Linked DNA regions of Homo sapiens: region 1 is linked to region 2. Evidence: chromatin loops called from intact Hi-C (ENCODE). Cell type or tissue: ascending aorta. All regions are shown on one strand. Each heading gives the region's core, and the rest is flanking DNA. Links, peaks and the distances in the headings are about the cores only.

Region 1 (11,691 bases), core at 4,257-9,256, 190 kb after region 2:
CAGCTAAAGTTCCCCAGGTTTCAATCCCAGTCATTCTTTAAGGCCCAGTTCCCATGCCTCCTCCTCCAGGAAGCTTTCCCTGAGTTCGCAGTAGGACTCCCCTCGGGGCATGGATCTCTCTGTTTCCTCCTCCTCTTTCTTGCCAGTCTGCGATACAATCCTCACCCATACCTCTGGCACTTCCCACTATAGTCCCACACCAGCCTCCTCACCAAAGCCCTGGAGGTGAGCAGGACAGAGGCTCCCAGGGAGTAGGCCCTGCCCAGGGCCACACAGAGAGCTGGTGGCAGAGCTCAGAGGGCCAACCTGGGAGACAGGCTCTAACTCCAGCCCCCAGGTCCCAGCTACTGGATACCCAGCTCTGGGCCCCTTCCTCCCCCACCCACTGCCCCTACTCACCAGTTGAATTCATCATAGTCATTGTGGACTTCCCACCAGAAGTAAAGCCAGGTGAGCGTGAGGCCAAAGGTGAAGGTGAGGAGCAGGAACCAGAGGCGCTCCCACTGGAAGAGCAGAGGAGGAGGGGATTAAGTGGGTCAGGGGCCAGCCCCTTAGGCTGCCTCCCACCAGAATGTGTCCTCCTCCCTCCCACTTTGTAGCCAAACCTGCCAGGCAGGAATTCCTGCCCTCTTTACCCTGGGAGAAACTGAGGTTCAGAGAGGGGAAGTGACCTGTCCACCATCACCAAGCCCAAAGTCACAGAAAGGTGGAGAGCCAGGGGCAGTCAGGGCCTCCCCCCCTGGGGCTGTGCTCTTTTTACTGTGGTCTGCAGCCTTTCCATCGTGTACTGCTCTCCCTATTCTGGGGACGGCTCCCTTGGCGCTGGCACAGTGATCGGCAGTCTGTGAAGTCACATCCCTCACACACATGCCTACAAAGCAGGCACTCTTCTTCTCCACCTCTACCCCGTGCTACCGAGAAAAACACTGAGGCCCAGAGAGGCCAAGTGACTTGCCCAGGTCACACAGCAAGTTAGCAGAGGATTAAGGAAGAAGTACAGAAGTGCCATGTTCTGCTGCCTCCACTGGGCCAGATACCCCTGTCTCCAGCCAGGTGGAAGTGGGGTGGCGGGGGACACTGACACCACCACTGCTGTTTCCTGAGGGGCCAGCTCAGGCGTCTGCAGGCACTTCCTCCTGGCCCTCCAATTTCTCCCTGCTTTCATCCGTCCCCTTATCTTGGAAGCACAAAAAGCTTGGAATATCCTGCATCCCGGGAAACTGCTGAGATCATCAGAACAAGTCAACAGCCCTTGAGGGGAGGTCAGTGTGAGGAAGAACCAAGACTACATTTCCCTTGAGGGTGTAAAGTCACAGAGGCAGCCCTACGTCTGAGCTCCCTGCTATGTTTCTAAACCATCCCAGTTTAACCTCTTCATGGCTCCTTACTGATAGCCAAGCAGGAGTGTGGCCCCCTGACCTCTCCAGCTTCGACCTACACAACCAGTTCCTGCAACCTGGAAGGGCCACTGCCTCTGGGCTTGTTCCCTGAACATTCCCACTCACCTTTCAAGTCAGCTCAAATATCACTGCTTCTGTGAAGCCTCCCTGGATTCACCCTGCTACCCTCGTGCCTGCCGCGGTGCGCCCGCAGCATTGGCATCCCTCTGTCTAAACTCACGCTCTGCACACCATGACCTGCTCACTGTGTCCCCCAGACAAGTGTGGGTTCTGCAAGGACAGAGACTGAGCCGACTTCCACTCTACTAGTACTTTATGACCACATGCAGGATTGGGCAGGAAGGAGGGAAAGTCTTCTCACTGTCCAGAATCCTTCCATCCCACACCATGCAAAGATACCATCAGTCTGCCCAGGAACCTCAGATCCCTGTCACCACTTACAAGCTGTGTAACTCTGGGCAAAGTACTCATTCTTTCTGTGACTCAGTTTTCACCTCTATGAAATGAGGGCAATACTAGTACTTATGCCATGGGGTTGATGGAGAATTAAATGAGATAATACAAGTCAGGTGGCTTGGTGAGCACTCAGCACACTACCAGTGTATCTGTGACATCCTCTGCCTCTCCAGAACGTAGGAAAGGCCTTCACACCCTAATGGTCCATGACTCCATACCCACTAAGGGCCTGCTCCGTGCCTCGCCCTGGGCAAGAGGGCTGGTGCCTGGGTGACCCTCCTGTCCCAGGTGGGTCACTTCAGTTGGGCGACTCATGTTTGGGTGAGCAGCTGCCACCACTCCTTGTCATGTGCAGAGCCCGACTGCCTTGCTTAGCCTCACTTCGTACATAAACAGAGATGCAAAGGTGACGACACCCTGAGGCCCAGTATTTCTAGCAGGTTTAGGCTTGGGGAGGTGGTGGCTTCTCAGAGAGTAGGCCACTTGTGTCTGCCCCAGCTGGACACAGAATGGCACAAGCTCCAGTTCCAGGCACAGCAAAGCCCAGCCTTGGTCAGGAATAGGGAAACCCTGGCTAGGAGCAGGGCAGGACATGTGCCCTTCTAGAGCAATCGAACCCTAGGAGCTGCCACCCAGAGAATGGCTGAGTCCCTAGACTCAGTCCTGCCTCCCATGGAGGCAGTCTGGGTCTGCACATGACCGTCTCTCCACCACCCTCCAGCCAGCACCCCAGGACTAGTCCTTCTCAGAATCCGTCTTGCCACCTCAAATTCTTATTTGCTCATAACAGCCTTCATTCCCTGCAGAGTGCAGCTGGTGAGTCCCAGGCCAGCTTAAACATCTGAGTCTCCCAAAGGGTGAACCATGTCTTTAGACTGACACCCATCTGGTCACGTCATACCCCAGCTTGAGAGTCCCACTGGCAAGAGCTTCTCAGTAGATGTCAGGGCCCACTCTGTCTGGCCCAGGCCAGCTCTGTGCTTTATGCCCCATGCACAGAATTACATACGGTTCCCCAAACAGGCTCTTCAGACCCCAAGCCTTCACACAGCTGGAGCCTCCATCTAGAAAGCAACCTTTCTCTGCTCCATGAGGCAAACTACTCCTTCCAGAGTGCCTCCTCCCTGAAGACTCCCCTGTCTCACAGGGTGAATCCCATCTCCTCAGAGCTCCGTAACCCATGCAGCCATCTCACCTATGGCTCAGACCCCACAGTTCTAGAACTGTCTCTATACATGTCGGTCTCCCTGCTATACATAAATGCCTTGAGATCTGGGCAGTTTTCGTGTTCCAGATGGCACAGGAACTTGAAAAGATTTGATAATGAAATGATAGGTGAGGAAACACCCTTTCTCCTACCCTGGCATGAGTACACCCACCCAGGAGAGATTCCCCTGAGGCTTAACACCCAGTTCCCACAAAAAAGTACCTAGTCTTCTATAGAGCCCACGCTGGCAGTGTTAGATGGCTGTCTGTCCACAGAGACCACTTTGCCTCCTCAGGGGCAAGGCCTGTGTGCCTCTGACCAGCAGAGAAGGTTCTGAGAGGGACCTAGGCGAGGGGTGAGCCTCGGCCTAGGATGGGTCTGGTCCCAGGCAAGTAGCCTGGAGGCGGGAAGGTAAAGCACCTCCTGTAGGCGCTGGGAAGACGACCTGTGACCGGGGTGATGCAGGGCCCAGGGGCAAGGCTGACAGGGGGCCAGGAAGACCACAGGGGCCGGGAGGGCCCATGGCAGCCAGGGTCCTATGCCCTAAAGGCCATTGTCCTCAAGTGTCCAGATCCTTACAGTGGAGCAAGGCAGGGCAGGAATGAGGGGCTGCACCTCCCACTCCTGGGAACCAGCCAAGACCAGAGCTGGTGGTGGTTGGGGGTGAGGCATCCAGGCATGGAAGGAATGCAGGCAGGGCCTAAGCAACAAGGAGCCAGGAACCCCATGATCAGAACTAGTGCATGAGCTGGGGTTGGGGCAACCTAGGGATTAAAGCCCTGGGAGCTGAAGCCGGAGGCCACAGTGAGCCTGTAGATGGGGATGAAGAGGCCCCAGCACAGAGGGAGGCAGGCAGCGGGGGTCACTCTAAGAACAATCAGAGGAAAACACTGAATGGCAGGGACTGGAAGGAAGGGAAGGGGAAGGTGAGGAAGTAGCCAGAGGAAGTGGCCTGGGGAGCAGCTCCACTGATAAAGAGGCCCCAATAGCACTAATGGTCCTTGTCAGGGCACATTACAGCAGAGAGAGGCCTGCCCGCTCCACCCATTAGCAAGCCAATCTGGCCCTGCTCCCAGAGACGTGGAGCAGTGATCGCTGCCTCAATGCCCCGGCCACGGCCCTCCTTCATCTCTCACAGTCTGCATAACACTAGGGGTTGTTTATTTAGGGGTATCTACCCCCATTGCACAGAAGCTCAGAGAAGGGCCACCACATATGGCTGAGCAAGTTGTGCACTGCCCCCTAAGAAGTGCCACTCACATCATGGTGACCATCAATGTGCATATTATGACGATTTGCTGGCACATGGCGGGCGGGTGTGTCCTAGAAAATGGGTGCTTTTTGCTAATTTGCATAAAGGCTCAACACGGGTGAGTGGAGGGGAGTCAGAGGGGTCAGCAGGTAGGGGAGGAGTGGGGATAAGATTTGAACCCAGGCATACTGACTGGACTCTGCAGGCCCCCTTGGGAGGCAGCCTGAACAGCTCCCCTCAAAACCCACCTTGCCCTCTGGGACCCAGTATGGCGATCCCAGGCCCAGCCTAGTTCCCTGGATTTCTCTCCTCCAACTCTCTGACCCCTAGGCCAGACCTGATGCTCCTTCAGGAAGCCTTTCCATCCCTCCAGGGCTCAAAAGGTCTCCCCTCCCTGACCATCCTGCACAGACTCTTGGCACCCACCACTGTGACCCTCAATCAAATTGTAATTGTGGAGATGGAAAGAGCACGGGCTCTAAAGAGCTGGCTCTGCCACTCAGCACGTCACTTGGCCCCTCTGAGCCTCGGTCTCCTCGTTGTAAATGGGAATAACAGCCCTTCCCTCGGAGGGAGGCTGTTAAATGAGCTGAAGGGCTTCAAGTGGCACACAGTGGGCGCATAATGAGGGTGGCTCACTGGGCTGCGAGCTCCCTCAGGGCAGGGATGGCCTGAGCTGTCTCTATGTCTCCTGGGCCCAGCATCACGCCGGGCACAAGGTGGTGGTCACCTATGGCGTGAGGGATAGAAGGAGGTATGGATGTGAGACAGGGCAACAGAGGGGTGCTCAGGGCCACCAGTGGGCAGGGCCATCGTGCAAGCCCCAGACTTACCCTCAGGGAGCAGGAGAAAAGCTGAGTGGGCTGGGGCTGAGGGAGCAGCTGGCTCCTGGGGTAGGCACCAGGAGGAGTGTGCTGGAGACTGCCTAAGGAGGGACCAGACAGGGCGAGCAGCTGGGGCAGGAGTGGCCCCTGGCTGTGGATGGGGTAGGATGCTGATTCCTGCCCGAGGGGATGGAGGCTGAGGTGGGGGCTGCTGTGATGGAGAATCCTGGAGGCTCCAACCCAGAGGCCACTGCATCTCCTTCCATTATTACCCTAACCCTCCAGAAACAGGAGCCCCTCCGTAGCAATCTGGGCAATTGTGGGTCAATTTCCCTGAAGGCCAGTCCTTCTCCTCACTGTCTCCTGAGGATGGTCATGTCTTCTCTTCACCCTTCTTTGTCTCTGTCCTGTTCCTCCCACCCCAGAGCCCTCTGTGTTCAGAGAAGAACATAGAGAAAGACCTCATTAGCAGCGGGGGCTCATACAGTCACAGAGCACGACTGCAGCCGCAAACCCAGCCCCACACAGGAAGCATGGGCATGGCCGCTGGGGTGGGATGGCTCTGCTGCTGCCTTTTGCCACTGGCTACAGGCCCCTGCCACTGTAGACTGCAGCCCCAGGCCAAAATGCACACAGCTGCCCCTCCCACTACTAGGGATCCTGAAGGTTATGGAGCACCTCCCCTTGGTCCCTTAACAGAACATGGGGTCTGAAGTCTGCACACATCACTCTGAATGTTACAGAATTTCAGAATCGCAGAGCTCCCCTGCCTGTCCCCTTGCCCTGAGGCAGCGAGCGTGTCTGCAGCCTCCAGGACACGAGCTCACCCTACTCTACTCCACTGGCTCCTGGGAAGGGGCTTCTCCTTCCAGATGCTGCCTAGTCCTTCTGTGGACTCAAAATTCTTCCTTCCAAGACATGGAGCCTGACAACGGAAGGCTGGGTTGAGGGAGTCTGGCAATACTGGGTTTGAATCCCAGACTGGCCACGACTGAGTGACCTTGGGGAAGACATTTACCTTCTCTGTGCCCCAGCTTCCTGCTCTGTAAAATGGGGACAGTATCGGCATGCTGCCCAGACCACTAAAACCTCCCATGCACGGCATCTGGTGAGGCTGACCTTCCAGGCAGGGGAGTTACTGCCCTCCCCCGACGCCCCCCCCCCGGGAGGTGGAGCTGAAATCTGCCTCCTCCACTGCTCCCCTGCAGCTGGTTCTCTGATACCACACAGAACAAGGCCAGCCAAAGGGTAAGAAATATTGGGGTCAAATGACCACAGAGTGGAGAATACACAAAAGAGCTGGATTTTCACCCAGGCCCTTTTCCCACCGGCTGTGTGGCTGTAGGCCAATCGCTCAGGACCTCTGACCTCAGCTTCCTCCTCTGTTCACAGAATGACATCACCACCACCTCACAGGAGGACTGCCAGGCCCCAGCACGATTACAGATGTAAGCTGTAAGTCGCCAAATCCAGGATCGTTCCTGTAATTATCATTTCGCGTCTGACAGCCCTTTAATTATGTGAAGACAGTGATCAAACCTTTCCTCCCTGCTCTACACCACATCTCTCCAGCTGCTGAGGACAGCCAGGTTGATTGCCTTCCCCCAACCCAGGGCGGGTGCCATGGTCAGCCAGATGCAGAGGCCAGGCCTGGCTCTGTAGGCTGTGGCCCTGGGAACCAGCACCAATAGAGGAAGAAGACCCTGGCATGGTAGCTGCCCAATCTCACTCACAGGCTGCATCCCGGGCTGTGGGGAACAGAGTCCTGTGTGAGCTCACCATGGCATTGGGGGTGGGTGGGGATGGTAATCCTAAGAGCCCTTTACTTGCTCCATCTCATCATCCCCACAGTTCTGCAAAGCAGAGGAGACCAAGTCACAGAGGAAGGAAGGGACTTGCCCAAAGTCACAAAGGGCACACATAATGGTGGAACCACAATTCACAACCAGGTCTGTGTACCTCCAGTGTCCCCAGCTGTCTCGGGGCAACAAGGAGCAGGAAATGTAAATTATCCTTGTCTGACCAAGGTGGAAACAGGCTCAGAGGGACAGGGCCTTGCCCAAGGTCACACTTTGAGTCACAGGCTGCGCCAGAGCAGGGACCCTGGGATTTCAGAGTTAACTAAGATGCCAGAGATTATCTCGCCTCATCTCCTAAAGATCCAACTAAGAAGTGGTGATACTTCGATCTAAAGAAGGAGAATGGCCTGGAAATGTGGGCAAGAGATTAGGACATTAGCATATTAGTGGAAAAATGATGGGGAATTCAACTTATGGTGTTGGGACATCTGGATATTTGGTAACAACTGTAATTAGACCCCTGCCTCACACCCCGTACCAAACTAAATCTGTGTCTCTCCTCTACATCCTCACCACCCTTCTCTTCCAGTCATCTACGTACACGTGTTGAGCCCTTAGACACTCAGAGATAAATCAGGCCACCCTGAGCCAAGACTGGCAGCAAATAGCTCCACTCCTGGGAATTGGTGTGGTGAGCAGGGCAAACACAGGTTGCTTAGGAGCTCAGAGCCCGGATCCTTAACATTGTCAGTTATAGGAGGAGGGGTGAGCTAGAAGCCTTCCTGGAGGAGAAGACACCTGCAGCAAAGTGGAAGGAAAGGACTTATTGAGAGAACAAGGTTGGGAAACCTCAAGCCAGACAGAGAAAAGGAGCAGAGGGCGTGAAGGCACAGAGCAAAGCAGGCTTTATTTTGGGGAACTGGCTCTTTATGGGCTTATAAAAGCTTTCCTTATGTAAGAGAATTAGCCTTCGTACACACTGTATATTTTTTCTTATATATCATTTGAATTAATTTTATTTATCATGCTTTCTGTGCAGAAATTTAAATTTTTATGTAGTCAAATCTATCCCTCTTTTCCTTTATACATTTTGCCTTTGGTATTGGATTTAAGAAGGGTGGCCCAATATCATATATTTAAGTAATATTTTACACCCACGATTTCTCGGCTTCATTGCTTACATTTCAATCTGCAATCCACCCATCCATCGACATCCATCTATATATAGTTCCATATGGATGTCACGTGTGCGGAGAGAGGTTTAAAAGCCTTATCTCTAAAGCATGAAGACTAGAATTTCTTTTACATCTTTCCAAGTTGTTTAAATTTTTTCAACAAATGTATGCCTTCAAAATGGGAAAAAAATTTTAAAAATAGAAAAAAATACATCTTAATCCATCTGGAATTTATTTTGGTGTGAAGTAAAAGGCAGGGATCTAATTTTACTTTCACCAAATGGATGCTTCAGCTGTCCCTACATCATTTGTGATACTGGTAGTAATTTCTACATTTGTTCACCACACAGTGAGTTCTCAGATGCCTGTGGTTGTGTTTCCAGGTTTTCCAACCTGGCCCAAGGCAGCCCTTTCCCCCTTGTGCGGGCTCTGCCTGGCACAGCTCCTTTCTGCTCAGCCAAGCCCTCTCCCCAGTGGTTCCAGCTCTTCTTTGAGGTCCCAGAGCCCAGCTGCACCCTCAGCACACGGTCCTACAGAGACCAAGAGGGAGAGACTGAAGAGTGCCTACTCCTGAATCTGCCACCTGCAAGCCAAATCTTGGGCACCTCAGCTCTTCCAATGGTCAGCCTGTTCCACCTTCACCAAGTTCCAAATGAGGGGACTGATGCACGGGAAAGCCTGGGAAATGTCAGCTGGAAAGGGTGCAGGGAGCTCCCAAAAGGGAGAGATGGGCAGGCTATGGCAGGATTACCCTGGCCCTGATCCGGGAGATTTGGGGGAGGTGGTGGCCTGGGGAGGTTGAAGAGATATTGCAGCATTAGGGCCGAGCAGGGAAAGGGATTAGAATCCCCACCCCCAGCCGGCTCCTGACAGCCTAAGAGGCTGGATTTATTTTTCTGGACTACAGAGAGCTGGGCAATCAGGCCTCTGTCCTTGCTTCTGCTGGGGTGCATTGCACTCAGAGTGGTTCATTAGGCAGGAGAATGCAATTAAGTCCTGCCTGGGGCACCCTGTCTCTCCCAGCCTATCCCTTGGCTGGCATCAGCCCCTTGGGGAGACATGAGCAGAAGGGCTGAGGGGCCCTTAGGAAGAACCATCCCAGATCCCTACATAGGACCCTGACCACGTCACAGGGTGGGTGGTGATAGTCCCCTGGTAATGCCCCATCTCCTGCCCCACCCTTGCTCAAGGTGTTCATAGAGTGTCATCAACAAGACTTAGCCACTTCCCCTGGAGCGTGACGTGGTCATGCCAGGTGCCCTTGGTGCTATTCCAAGAGGAGCTAGGCAGGGTGTGGGGGTTTCCTAAGGCAAGAGACAGCATGGCTTTATTGCAGCGATAAATCCCCACCTCCTCATGCTGCAACAAACCAGCCCCTCCTCTCTCTCTCTTGTGGATGTAATAATATCATCTCCTAGTTTCTTATCCTTATAGGAATCCTGCAGTTTTAGAAGTGGGAAAAATAAAGCTCAGAGGGCCTCTCTCTCACCCCTGCCGGGTCTCTTTTCCTCAAAGCGCTGAAGGAGAGAAAGCCATCACTTTGAAAGTTTGTAGGGAGGGCACGTTTTCTGCAGGGTTGGAACAATGGTCTCTTTGGTACAAGACAGGAGGCACATTCCTATCCATGATCTAATTGTATCTGTAGGACATAGATGTGTACCTCCACTTAACCCACAAGCAAGCTCAGGCCCAGAGAGGGTCTGGGCCTGACCTGAGATCACACACTCAGTCACTGGGAGGCAGGGTCAAGTTCAGGCTGCAGCTCCCTTGCCAGGAATGCCCAGTGGCATCTGGCTCAATCCAGCCACACCCTGGAGCCCATCTCAAGGCTGCTTCATCCCTGAAGCCTGCCCTGATTTCCTGAGTGGGATCCATTCTTTCCAGCTCCATATCCTGGACACAAATCCACATGGCTGACAGGACAAAAAGTGGGGGCCAGCTGGGAAACTCATCTCTTCCTCCCTCTTGTGCACTGGCAGAGCCCAATCCCAGCTCCCAGGGTGATCTGGGAGGTCCCTCTGGCTGAGGCAGCACCCTCCACTGCCAACCACCACCAGGAGCACAGGAGGCAGCACCAAGAACACAGCACACACCCGTCCGCACATGTACGCCTACATTCTCTGACAGCTCATTAGGGGTCCGGCTGCCCCACCTGGTCAGCAAGATGGCAGTCACATCCCCTAACCGCTTCCTCACTCACTCATGAACACATATGCTCAATCCTCCTTCCAGTTGTTCATTCAGTAAATCTTGTCCGAGGACCTCCTCTGAGTCAGGTCCCTGGAGTGTGCAGGCCCAGACGCTATCCTAAAGAGTCCAGTGGGAAACAAAAAATCACAATCCACATGGCCAGCACAGGTCAACCTGCTGTGGAACCCCAGGGGAGTGAGGAAGGTGGGGAGAGAGAGCAGTGAGGAGAGAAAGGAAGGAGGAGGGCTATTTTTTGGCAGAAGTTGGGGGCATGGAGGGGGATTTGCAATGAGTCTTAAGGGGCAGGGAGGAGAAAGACAGGGCATTCCAAGCAGAGGGAATGGCAGGAGCAAAGGCCCAGTGCTGTGAAGGGTGAGGTTATCCTGTGGATGCGGAGAAGCTCAGGGTGGCTGGCGTGGACGAGCATGGAGGGGAAGGGGCAGAGGAGCTGGGGATGGATTTCCCTACACCGAGTGTCTTCCTGCCAGGGTAGGGTGATGGGGGGCTCTCATCATATCTCATCATAGAAGGCAGGCAACTGGGGTTAGGGAGGCTTATTTGTCTGTTCTGCCCACCCTTCCTGTGCTATTCCTGGACTCTACTGAGAACGCTGTACTCTCACTCGCTCCTGGGGCACAGCATGTGTTCCCATCTCCAGGATGGGCCTCCATCCACCCACGCTGGGCATCATGGGAGGATGGGAGGATGGGATTCACTGTCAGACACTCCTTCCTCTGCACCTCAGTCCACAGCCAGTCCGTTGATACCTTCTAGGTGTCTCTGGAATGCCTCCCCAGCCTGCATCCCTGTGTATACCTCCTCACTCCCCACATAGACACCTGAGGCCTCACTGGCCCTCCCACCTCCACCTGAGGGCCCTCAGCATCCTCCACAATTTGACCACAGTGTTCCTCACACAGCCCGAGCCTGGCTCAGGCCCCCGCTGCCCAGGATGAAGCCTAGACTCCTTAATACAGCTTCAGGCTCAGGCCCACTGAGCAGCACCCTTCCCCGTCCCTGCACCTGAGCCGGTGGACTGAATTCCTTTCAGTTCCTGAACACAAGACACTCTCTTGTGCACACAGTTCCCCCTACCCTGAACACTTCCCTGGTCTGTGGAGATGGGGCCGATACTCCCAGAGGCCAGCTCGGGCAAGCCTTCCCTGCCCCCAGGGTTTCCCCAGGCCTCCAAAATGATCGACCTGGGTGGTCCAGGTGTGTCTGATCTTGTCTGTTCCCCCACAAGCCTGGGGGCCGGCCCTTCAAGGGAGGGGAAAACCAGGTCTGATATACTTATGACCCCAGAGCAGGTAGCAGGACAGGTTTGTTGATTGAATAAGTAATCAGGGCACCCCAGACAAGACTGTTTGGTGTGGAACAGATGAGAA
Region 2 (11,691 bases), core at 3,581-8,580:
CCCCAGGCATGGTAGCAGAGCCCAGCACTGCCTGAGTGAGCTGGCCTAGTGGTCCATCTTATTCTCTCAGTCACCCCTGGGTAGGGTTGGGAGTAAGGAGGCAGCTTCCCTGACAAGTCAAGCACCTGAGGACAGGCCCTGACAAGGCTATGGAGAGGGTAGCCTGAGCCTTGTCTTTGAACTGGGGGGACCAAGGAGGGTGTGGCCCCATCAGGCAAGATGCACTAGGAGCCCAGGGCTAGGAGGGCAGGTCCTCACAGGGTGCTAGAGGCCAAGTTCGTGTCTTCGTGCTTGAGCTTCCCGTCCAAGGCGAGGCCCCGCTTCTCTCGGTTATTGGCTAGGAAGGGGGTCAGTGTGTAGACCTTGCAGAACGTCGAGCTGGGTGCCACAGTGTCACTGGGAAGAAAGGAAGCAGCTGTGGAGATGGCCCTCCCCAGAGCCAACCCCAGCCCTGATCTCCAGCCCAGCAGAATATCTAGTCTGAGCCTGCTCCAAGTCTCCCTCTCCCAACCTCTGTCCCCCAGACACACGGACCACTTGGGCCAGCCCAGCTCGGGCAAGGAGACCACTGCCACTCAAAAGAGGCACATCTACATTCTACGCACAAACAGGACTGAATCTCGGATATTCTAAAAGATTATCCTAGTCAAGCAGCACAGTGCTAAAAAGCACATTTATTTAAAGAATTACAGCCAGCCGGGTGCAGTGGCTCACGCCTGTAATCCCAGCATTTTGGGAGGCCGAGGCGGGTAGATCACGAGGTCAGGAGTTGGAGACCATCCTGGCTAACAAGGTGAAACCCCGTCTCTACTAAAAATACAAAAAAATTAGCCGGGCATGGTGGTGGACGCCTGTAGTTCCAGCTACTCAGGAGGCTGAGCCAGGAGAATGGCATGAACCTGGGAGGTGGAGCTTACAGTGAGCCGAGATTGCTCCACTGCACTCCAGCCTGGGTGACAGAGCAAGACTCCATCTCAAAAAAAAAAAAAAAAAAAGTACAGCCACAGCAGGCACAGTTGCTCATGCCTGTAATCCCAGCAACTTGAGAGGCTGACAGGAGGATTGCTTGAGGCTAGGAGTTTGAGACCAGCCTGGGCAACATAGCAAGACCCCATCGCTACAAAAAATTTTAAACATTAGCCTGATATGGTGGTGCACACCTGTAGTCCTAGCTACTTGGGAGGCTGAGGCAGGAGGATCACTTGAGCCCAGGAGTTCGAGGCTGGCTGTAGTGAGCCATGATCATACCACTGCACTCCAGCCTGGGCAACAGAGTGAAACTCTGTCTCTAAACAAATTTAATTTAAATTTATTTTATTTTATTTTATTTTATTTTATTTTATTTTTTTGAGACAGAGTCTTGCTCTGTCGCCCAGGCTAGAGTACAGTAGTGCGATCCTGGCTCACTGGAACCTCCACCTCCCAGGTTGAAGCAGTTCTCCTACCTCAGCCTCCCAAGTAGCTGGGATCACAGGGGCGCGCCACCATGCCCGACTAATTTTTGTATTTTTAGTAGAGATGAGGTTTTGCCATGTTGGCCAGGATGGTCTCAAACTCCTGACCTCAAGTGATCTGCCTGCCTCAGCCTCCCCAAGTGCTGGGATTATAGGCGTGAGCACCAGCCCTGTCTCTAAACACATTTTAAAAAGAAAAAATTATAGCTACACATAAACCATAAATGAAGCTATTTGGGCACCCATATACCCACCATCTAGGCTCAACAATTAAAACTTTACTTGCTTGATCACATCCATCATATATAGGGTGTTTTGATTGTCCAATTTTTACTTGCTTTTGCTCTATCCCCCATCCTTTCCAATGAGAGAGCTGTCATGCAGCAGATAGTGAACAAGCCTTGGAGTCGGACGACCGTGTTCCAGCCCCAGCTTTGCTGCTTGCTAACTTGCAAGTCACATCTCTCTGAGCCACTTCCTCCTCTACATACTGGGGCAGCAGCAACCCCAGCCCCACAGCGCTTCCTGAGAAGTAAACAAGTCTGTGAGTGCAAATGCCTCCCCAGCCATCCCTGCTGGTATTCGTTATGCAGACGCTGGCACCATCTGCAGTGGTTGGGATTTTCTACTCTTTAGGGATTATATGTTACTCTGGTTCTAGATCACTTCACTTTACCATCAGGAATCTATGCCTCATAGCTCTGATTTTTTTGAAAAAATCAACAGTGGATATGAAAAATATCCAGTAACCAGAGAAAGCTTGATCTAATCATAGCATGTTCACCTATAGGACATTAAAAACTATTTCAAAGGCCATGTAGTAACATTTTAAAAATATTTTCAGTTGCAAGAAATACTGATTGGAATTATACATAAACAAATACACATATACATGTAAAATTATATCAGGTATAATTGCCCCAAGAAATTACTTGCAGGGCCAGGAAAAAAAAATGTGTATGTCTTTGAATGGGAGCATTTACTTCCTTTAGGTAAGTAAAGATGTTTCACTTCAGATCTCTCCACTTGCCTTAGCTGCCAACAAGCCTGGGACAAAGTTCGATCCATGCTCAACCATAGCAGTTCTCCTCAAACCTAGATGATTTTTTTGTGTGTAATTATTCTCTGCACTCCCACACACAACCCCTTTTTCCCAATGAGTTGGATTACCCCTTTATCAGACAAGAGCTGTGTACCTAGTGCCTTACCCACTTTGCCCTGGCTACCAGGAAGCCAAGAACAAAGTATTTCCCTTCAACCTAGGTTTCTTGTACAACGTAATTATTTCTTCTCACAACCCCAATCCCCTTACATTCATTAGCTATTGTTTTGTCACTCTAGTTTTAGTGGGTCTCTTCCTTGACTGTAGCATGCATTTTCTTGAAGCTAAATCAGGTGGATGGTTTCTAAAAGGCTCTTCGGGATCATCTACTCTGAGTGGCAAGGAAGTCTGAGGCCCAGCCCTCTGCCAGGTGGAGAAGAGCCACCTGGACCTGTAACAGGACACCTAGAGCTTCTCTTTTTCCCACCCAATCCCATACGCCCAAGGCCAGACTTGTGCCCACTTACTCAGCCTCTTCCATGGCAACAGGGCACTTGTACTGAGCTGTGTTGAAAAGGCAGATGTCTGCATACTGGCGCACTAGGGAGGGAGAGGAATCAAGGTGGAGTGAGTCGGGAATGTAGCTCCCATGGAGTCTCACAGGCGTCCCCGGGTTGGGGATATTCAGCCCCAGGCAATGGCCAGAGGCCACCAGTGGGGACTTCTGCATAAGACCACCCCTGTCTTACATCCAAAGGGTAGCCCCAAACACACCCATTTCCTTCCATAACCAAAGCCTTCCCCTCAAGGACAGCTTTGTCCAGAACCCAAGAAACTGAAGAGGTGGCTTAAAGAGCAAACTCATTACCTAGCCAATAAGCAGCCTGCCTTACCCAACTCAAAAGCTTTGCCCTGTGGCTCAGAGCAGGCCCTGGGCTTCAGTGGCTATTTTTTATACAAGGCTGTTAACAAGGGGAGATACTTCAGCCACCCCCAGCCCTTGGGAAGATTGCCTCTCGCTGTCCCCTAAGCTGACCCTCTGTCTGGGATACCTGAGATCTTGATCTTCTTCACCGTCTTGTTGGTGTTGTTGGTGACGTGGACGTTGACGCTGATGGGTTCTCCATGGTAATAGATCTGGGGGGCATAAGAAGGGACGGGGTTGGCTGGGAGGACAGCAAGGTTCTAGGGAAAGGGGAGGGAGAAAAGCCCCCACGCGATCTTCTGGGGTTCCCCAGACCTTGCGCAGACCTTCAGAAGGGTCTGCTGCTCCCATCTGAAGTCCATCACATCCCTCAGGTTCATGCCCCCTCTGCCACTCCTTTAGGCCCAAGAGGCTTCTCCGAATCCCCCAAGGCATTGTGACATTTGCCCCAAGTTCATCAGCCACTTCCCACTGCTGCTAAGGTGGCATGAAAGCCACCAAGCACATTAGCCTTCAGTTCCCTGGTGGGACCCTTGAAAGATAACGGAATTGGAAGGTGATAGTCCTGGGCTCCAGCCCTGGCTTGGCCAGCAGTAATTGTGACAACAATAACAACAATAACATTGACGATGATGAAAGCAGTGTGACCGTGGGTAGGTTATCTAAGCCTCAGGGTCTCCCTCTGTGCAACGAAGGGGTTGGACTAGGTGATGTCTGAAGTCCCTGCCAGCTCTAAATTCTGTCCACAGAAGGATCTGGAAGAAGCAGGGAAAGGTGAGGATGGGCTCACCAGCTCACTGAGGGAGCCAGCTCTGAATCCCTACAAAAAGACCTCAACTTGCATCTTGCCCCAAGGCACTTCCCTTCAGCCATGCCCCGAGAGAGAGGGGGTGCCCACACCTTGAGGAGGGGCCAGCCTAAGCTCACAGCAGTCAGCTGGGTTTGATTCAGAGTTTGAGGGGAGGCCCTTCCTTCTGCAGGGCTTGTCGCCCTGACGCTCAGTGTTTGGCAGGAAGGTCACGGCCCCCCACCGTGCCCCCTCTGCAATGCTGGTTGACCTTCAGCACTCGGCCTGAGGCAGGCAGCTGGTGGAGGTGTGGGGGAGATGTCCAGGACCTTCAGGAAGGTCTGCTCCTCACTTCGGAAGTCCATCACATCTCTCAAGTTCATGCCCCCTTTGCCACTCCTTTAGGCCCAAGAGGCTTCTCCAAATCCCCCATGAGAGGTCTCAGATTCCCTGACCCCTGTGGTCCTTGGGCTGGGGATAGAAGCTCCTACCTGAGGCATCCTTGCAGGCCAGGAGAGAGCTGGGATCTGAGGCCCAGGCCCTGGTGGAGCAGCCCCCACCCCCTGCCAAGTCCGAGCCTCCTACCTCCTTATCCAGAGAGGCTTCTAGGTGCAAGGGCTTGTCCGACATGAGGAACTGCCTGGTGGTCTCGGCTGTGGGCTGGGGGCCAGGCCTCTCTGGGGCATACTGAACCTTCCGGATGACCAGACGCACAGAATTCCTAATGGAGATGGGCGGAGTGAAAGAGGACCAGGGTCACCTGCCTTCATCCCCTCTCCTTGCGAGCCTCACATCATTCTCCTGCTCAAGAGACTGGCATGGCTCTCCATCACCTTAGAATCCAGCCAAACTGCAGAGATCAGCATAGGGGTCTGTCACCATCTGGCTCCATTCCATCCTCCCCTGTTCTGTCCCAGAAGTGCCCTGTGGCTGCACTTCATTTGGTCCTGGTACCCAGCAGGATGCTGAAACAGGGACTACATTTTTCACCTCCTGCTTCCCTATGTCACCAAATAGGTAACATTGTCACTTCCTGACTCCCTATGTCACCATACACAAATAGTGTCCCTCTGTCATCTATTTTGGTGACATAGGACACTATTTGTGTAAGTTCTTTAAGGACAGAAATTTGTGTCTAAGGTGTTCACAGCTGTACTCTCAGCACCTATGACTGTGCCTGCCATATAATAAACAACTGCCAGATATCTATTATGTAAAACTATGCAGAGGGGACAGCGGTCTCAAGAAGAAATGGGGCTTGGGGAGGCGTTGGGGTTCAGGGAGGAGGCGTGGATTCAGTCAGGGGGATGCAAGCCAGTGAAGGGGACAAGCCCAGGGAGGGGAGAAGGCCCATGGATGAGACTGGCTCCATGAAGATTACAGGGGATCAGGGAGCAAATGAGGATCTGGTGAGGGAGGGGGACTTGGTGAGGCCGTCTCTGTGGCATGCTGGGAATGCCGGCATCTCCGTTGCTCAGATAAGCTGCCTCCATTGCCTGTAACCAGGGAGCCAGGGTCAAACTCCCAGCTCTCCTCTTACTAACTATGTGGCCCTGGGTACATTAACCTCTCTCTGCCTCTGTTCCCTAATCTGTAAAGGGTGATGACAGAAGGACCTACCTCTTTTTCTCCTTTTTAAATTTTTATTAATTTATTTATTTTGAGATGGAGTCTCACTCTGTTGCCCAGGCTGGAGTGCAGTGGCGCAATCTCAGCTCACTACAACCTCTGCCTCCCAGCTTCAAGCAATTCTCCTGCCTCGGCCTTCTGAGTAGCTGGGGTTACAGGCATATGCCACCACACCTGCCTAATTTTTGTATTTTCAATAGAGATGGGGTTTCACCATGTTGGCCAGGCTGGTCTGGAACTCCTGGCCTCAAGTAATATGCCTGCCTTCGGCCTTCCAGAGCTCTGGGATTACAGGTGTGAGCCACCACGCCCAGCAAGGACGTACTTCTTAGAGCTGCTGTGAGGATTAAATTAGTTCATACAGCCCAGCACTGTAAATGGTGTCTGGCACCTAATCAGCCCTTGATAAATGATAGCTTCTATATCATTATTATTAGTAACTCCTTGGTGTGGATTTTAAATGTCCCATTGGTGGTAGGGTGAGAGGGGTGGCTCTCGATGTCACCTCCTCTTTCTTGTGCTTACCAAGCCTCCTCCCACATCCCACAGCACCCTTCCTCTTCCCTGGTCTCAGGTCTTAAGAGGAAAAGGGAGACAGAGAAGCAAGGGAGAAAAGTCCCATCTCCTCACACACAGCTGCCAGGGCTGCAGATGCAAATGCATGCAATACACCCTATAGCCACCAGGTGGCAAACTCAGCCCACGCCCTAAAAAGGCTGCTGTGCCCTCAGCCAACCTCCTCTGGGACCAGTGCCTCTGGATGCAGGCACATCAGCGTCGAGGGCCCACCAGCTATTCCAGGAGGCAGACAGAGCACAGCCCGACCCAGGAGGGGCAGGCATGAGACATCCGGGCCAGCTGTTTCTGGCTGCCAGCCTGGGCTCTCTGTCTGCCCGGGCTGTTCTTCTCCAGAGAACGCTTCCCATCTCTTAGATGTGGGCCGACCTCCCTGTCACTCTCCCCTGGATGGGTTCACTATCTCCACTTCCTCCTCACTTAGAAGCTGCCATTGACACACACTCCACTCCTGCTGAACGCCTCCCAGGAGGAAAACTGGAAAATGAGAATGGTCAGGAAACAGCCTGCTCACTGTTTAACACAATCTGAATTTAGGGTTTTTCCAAAACAAATTAAAAAGACATGCAGTCTGGAGGGGATGAAATGAGAGGCAGGGAGATGAGGGAGGAAGCTGCCACAATGGTGCAAAGGAGAAGATGCTGCAGCCTGAACCCAGGCAGTCGAAGCCACCTCCCCAAGGAAGCCCTCCGTGACCTCCCAGCTTCCAGAGTGCCCTTCCAAGGCTGGAATGTGCGCCCCTCCTCACACACTTCCAGGTATTGTTACTTATCTCCTCTTGGACTTTGCCCATCCTGTCTCCCTCCCTCACCCAGCAGGCGGCCCACACCCTGGCATCCTACTCACCGCTTGTGGATCTTCTCCTCCAAATTCTCCGCGCAGAAGGCTTTGACTTCATAGTCCACACCGCAAGCCTGTGGGGAAGGGGTCACTGACCACAGGGCCTTGGAGAAGCAGGGTCCCCAGTACACAGCCAGCCCACCTCTCATTTTACAAACGAGGACACTGGACAGGAACACCAAGCTCCCACAGCCCAGCCTTCCTTGGTCTGGAAGAAGCGGGGGAACGCCCTTGTGCTCAGCCCCAATGCTGTGCTGCCTCCTCCATCTGACATGGGACATCTCGAACCACCCAAACGGGGCTCTGCTCTTTGGATTCCTGCCTCAGTCTGGGTGGCCGTCCTCATCCAGGCAGCTGCCCAGAAATAGCAACAGGCACCTGAGCAGACTGGGGGCGCCTACTACTGTGTGCACACCCGGCCCTGGGTGGCTTATCCGGTATTCCTCTAACAAGACAAGGAGGCACGTGCTGTTATCTCCATCTTGCAGATGAGGAAGCTGGGCTCAAAGCTCTGGAGCTAGTGGTGTCACTTCTCTCCAACCCTCAGTTTCCCCATCTGTGAAATGGGGATGATCGCACTTTGATTCCAGGTTGCCAGGGGTTACATGAGGCCAGGTGTAGGTCCTCAGAACACTTTGGTCCTGTTGCAGCCAACGCCACCCAGGAGAGCCTCCAGACCCATCACTGAATGGGAGAGTGAGGCTGACCCCGTACCTGCTGCCCTGTCTGAAGAGAGACTGGTTGTCCAAGGTGGGACCAGCTTAGCCTAGACACAAAGACTGTTCAACAGGGAGAGTGGTCCTGTGTGTCCAGCACCTCCCAGGGAGAAAGCCAGGGACCTGGGGACATGAGACTCCTGGAGCCAGAGAGATGGTCCCCTTGGGGTGACCTACCTTCCCCGTGTCTTCGGGCCCCGGCTGCAGTGTCACAGAACATGGAAGGTTTGGAGGGATCTGTCAAGAAGAGGACAGAACGAGCCACCTGTCACATCCACCACTGTCCTGTCTCATGTATTGCAGCCCAGACACTCCCATACACCCATCAGACCAAGGGCCCCAGGGGACAGGCCATGTCTATCCCATCAGACCATGCCAAGCCATGCCCCATCTAAAACTCTTTAGATAAAGAGCTTTCTTTATCTAAAGGGTTTGGCCCAGCCCAGTCCTCGCAGCAATGGTTTAAATAGATCTTTCTATGATGTCTACTGTGGTTGGCAGAATAATGTTCCCCAAAGATGTCCACACCCTAATCGCCCAAACCTGGGACCTTAATGACAAAAGTGACTTTGCAGATCCAATTAAGGCCTTGAGATGGGGACCGTATCCTGGATGATTTTGGTGGGCCTAGTATAATCACAAGAGTCCTTAGAAGTGGAAGCAGGGGGCAGAAATGTCTGAGCCACAGTGATGGGATGTACAAAAGACTCAACGGCCACTGCTGGCTTTGACAATGGAGGAAGGCACTGTGAGCCAAGGAAAGCAATGCTGGAAAAGGTGGACGCTCCCCGAGGGCCTCCAGAGGAGCCAGCCCTGCCACGCCTCCATGGTAGCCCACTGAGACCTGTTTTGGGACTTCTGACCTCCAGAGCTGTAAGCTCATACATCTGTGTTGTTTTAATTGCTGCCGAGTTTGTGGCAATCTGTTTCAGCAGCCATAGGGAGCTAACATGTCTACGTAGAAAAGGTGACTCCATGACCCTCTCCACTCTCTCAGCCTCCAAGAAAGGGAGAGACCACACTGAATCTCAGAATCAGAGAGCCTAAGAAACTTGAGATTTTGAAATCCAGCATCTTAAAGTCTCTGATTTGAAAGGTGGTGGGGCAGACAGATCACCTACTTGCCATCCCTCTCTTGCGAGCTGGGTTGCTGCCGGGCAAGTGGGGAGCTGATCTGAGCGGGAAACCCCTTGCAGTGATGCAGGGTCCAGAAAGGGCTCTTTCTTTCTCTGAAGCCCCTTAGCACCCCCTTTCTCCCACCAATGACCTGGCCTCAGAAGGGTCTGAGGAGTAGCCCAAAGGTACAGGTGACAAACCCCAGCAGGGGCTGGAGAAGAGACACTTACCAGGTAACACAGGTGACAGTGCCCCAGGTCCCAGCATACACTGGGAAACTGGGTGGCAGGGAGCAGCTGACCCTCACCGCCCTCTTATGCCCACCCCAGAGGGCTTCCTAGAGGTGGCATTTCTGGAATGGGGCCCCAGGGATGGCAGTTCCTGACCTCAAAGGTGAAAGGGTAAGCGTGCTCGCCCAGCTTCTTGATGAGGCGTTCCTGCAGCCGCGTCAGGGGCTTCTTGTCCTCGGGGGCCGGTGGGAACGACTGTACGTTGGCCACAAACAGGTCCTTGCGAAAGGTCAGGCCCAGGACATCCAGGTCCTCCCGGCCATAGCGGAAGGCGCAGGTCAGCGTCACATAGACTGTGGGGAGCGAGGAGCACTGAGGAGGGGCCTGGGAGAGCAGCAAGCGAGCCCCCCAGAGTGCCGGCAGCAGCCCTGGGACGGGCCCCACTGGAGGCCCCAAGCCTGTCCCAAGCTCTGTGGGGATGGCTGCACTGTCTCCACCAGGAGGGCTGGTAGTGAGTACCGGAAGGATGCCATGGCCTGGCCCCTGGGAGGAGGAGGGGGCTGCCTGCTGAGCCAGCTCTGTCCTTCCCCCTCCCACCTCTCCCCAGGGCATATGTGGAGGGGTATGGAAACGGTCTGACAGGCTTGGCGGGGGCTGGAGTAGTCTGGCAGGCCTGGGGTGGGGGTAGGGGACCTGGGGAAGGAGCAGGGAGTTGTGGGGGCAGGGCAAGTGCTGGGTGGTATCTGGACGGCAAGCGTCTTGTCACAGCTCAGTCTGCACTCTTGTCTTCCTGCGCATTGATACTGCCCCGGTATCAATGTTCTGTTCTGTTAAAGAAGAACCTACTCCTACCCTGCTGGCATCCCCAGCCTTGCCACAGTCATGACATATTGATGTGAAAGTGCTCAGGGCATGGGGAAACCTTCTCCCAAAGTAAGCTTGGGGCAGGGCCGTCCCAGGCTGGAGGAGGCAACGGCATCTGTAGAGGTATTTGTTGGGGCTTTCAGGGGAACCAGTGGGGATGGGCAGGGAGTTCCTATGCTAGAGGTCCGGGGGGAAGAGGAGGCGGCCCTTGACAGGCTGGGGATGGGGGCCACAGCCTACCTCTCCGCTCTTTGAGATACTCAGGATCCACCAGGACCACACCATCTGGGGAAAGGACAGAGAGTAAGCGGCCTCTCCCAACCTGGTCTCCCAAACCTCTGTGCCCCAAACACCAGCCCAAGCCCAGATCCAACCATCTGTTCATCTAAAATCATCCTGAGAAAAATGGAAAGGCGGGCACCTAGAGGGTGGCACTGCCCACCTCCACCACGCTCCACCCTTCCCCCATCCCAGGCCAGTATAACAGACCCAGCTGGTGACTTTAGGCAGGTTAGAGACCATTTCTGTTTCTTCATCTGCTAGTAAGAATAATAACCTAGGTCCGAAACTCCTAGAACCAGGTATTCTTTGGAATTTAGAAATTGCGAAGTATAGAGAGGCAAAATGGGCCGGGCGTGGTGGGTCATGCACATAATCCCAACACTTTGGGAGGCTGAGGTGGGCGGATCACTTGAGGCCAAGAGTTCAAGACCAGCCTGGCCAACATGGTGAAACATCAACTCTACTATAAATACAAAAATAGCTGGGCATGGTGGCGGGCCCCTGTAGTTCCAGCTACTCGGGAGACTGAAGCAAGAGAATCACCTGAACCTGGGAGGCAGAGGCTGCAGTGAGCTGAGATCATCCCACTGCACTCCAGCCTGGGCAACAGAGCGAGACTCTGTCTCAAAATAAAATAAAATAAAATAAAATAGGCAAAATGGTACATGTTCCATATATTCTGTAATGACCTCTGCAAGATCTGTACCTTATTATTAAAGCCATTAATACCTCTGTAGGAAAACACAAATATTCTCACCAAGAGGCTAAATAAGGCATAAATAGCCTCGCATCAGTTTGGGTCAGGTTTGCCAATAAATGAATTCTGCATTAAACTTGGAAGCAATGTTAGGTTTTCAGAGCTTGGGCTTGGCACATGTGGATTGGGGGTTGTGATCTGCAGTGCCTCCCTCATGGGGCTCCCGTGACGACTGAATGGGTACATGTGTGAATGTGCATATGTGTACAGCGCTTAGACAGTGCCAAGCACTCGAGAGCACTCTGCAGATTGTGGAAGGCGCCTCAGTGCCCTGAGGCCTGCCCTTGGGGGCAGAGTCCAGCTGGACACAAAGGACATCTCTGCTCAGCACCCCAGGAGGCCAGAAACACTGGCTCAGGGTCACCCCCTTGGCTGACATCCCCTGTCTATCTTTGGCCAAACCTTTCTTTCCTCTCTCTCTCCCCCTACCCTCTAACCCATTGTCACTTCACTGCTGGTGGAAGAGGAGGGCC

Evidence for each region. Hi-C counts contacts between places; a loop is a spot of excess contacts. Peaks named below come from ENCODE experiments on the same cell type or tissue, not always from the same donor. Only the 100,000 strongest peaks of a DNase experiment are listed, where the experiment ranks them.
Region 1: it touches region 2 in a loop (2.7-fold over the local background); 1 of 110 quality-filtered maps calls a loop at or near these places.

What each region holds. Positions count from the first base shown.
Region 1 is chr11:75,462,387-75,474,077 of GRCh38, forward strand. GDPD5 (glycerophosphodiester phosphodiesterase domain containing 5) reads right to left here. Exons shown (of 17, transcript NM_030792.8): 4 at 400-503. Among named protein-coding and RNA genes, the nearest start is that of KLHL35, 35 kb to the left of the region's middle. RefSeq lists enhancers at 3,764-4,436, 4,705-5,352, 5,353-5,999. In ascending aorta, for the core only: no CTCF peak of the experiment used is centred there; a DNase peak (open chromatin) is centred at 6,555.
Region 2 is chr11:75,273,816-75,285,506 of GRCh38, forward strand. ARRB1 (arrestin beta 1) reads right to left here. Exons shown (of 16, transcript NM_004041.5): 4 at 10,420-10,464; 5 at 9,472-9,668; 6 at 8,147-8,206; 7 at 7,260-7,327; 8 at 4,794-4,929; 9 at 3,549-3,633; 10 at 3,024-3,096; 11 at 259-396. Among named protein-coding and RNA genes, the nearest start is that of TPBGL, 39 kb to the left of the region's middle. RefSeq lists enhancers at 4,063-4,563, 6,146-7,021. In ascending aorta, for the core only: a CTCF peak has its summit at 6,519 (motif pointing right); a DNase peak (open chromatin) is centred at 6,556.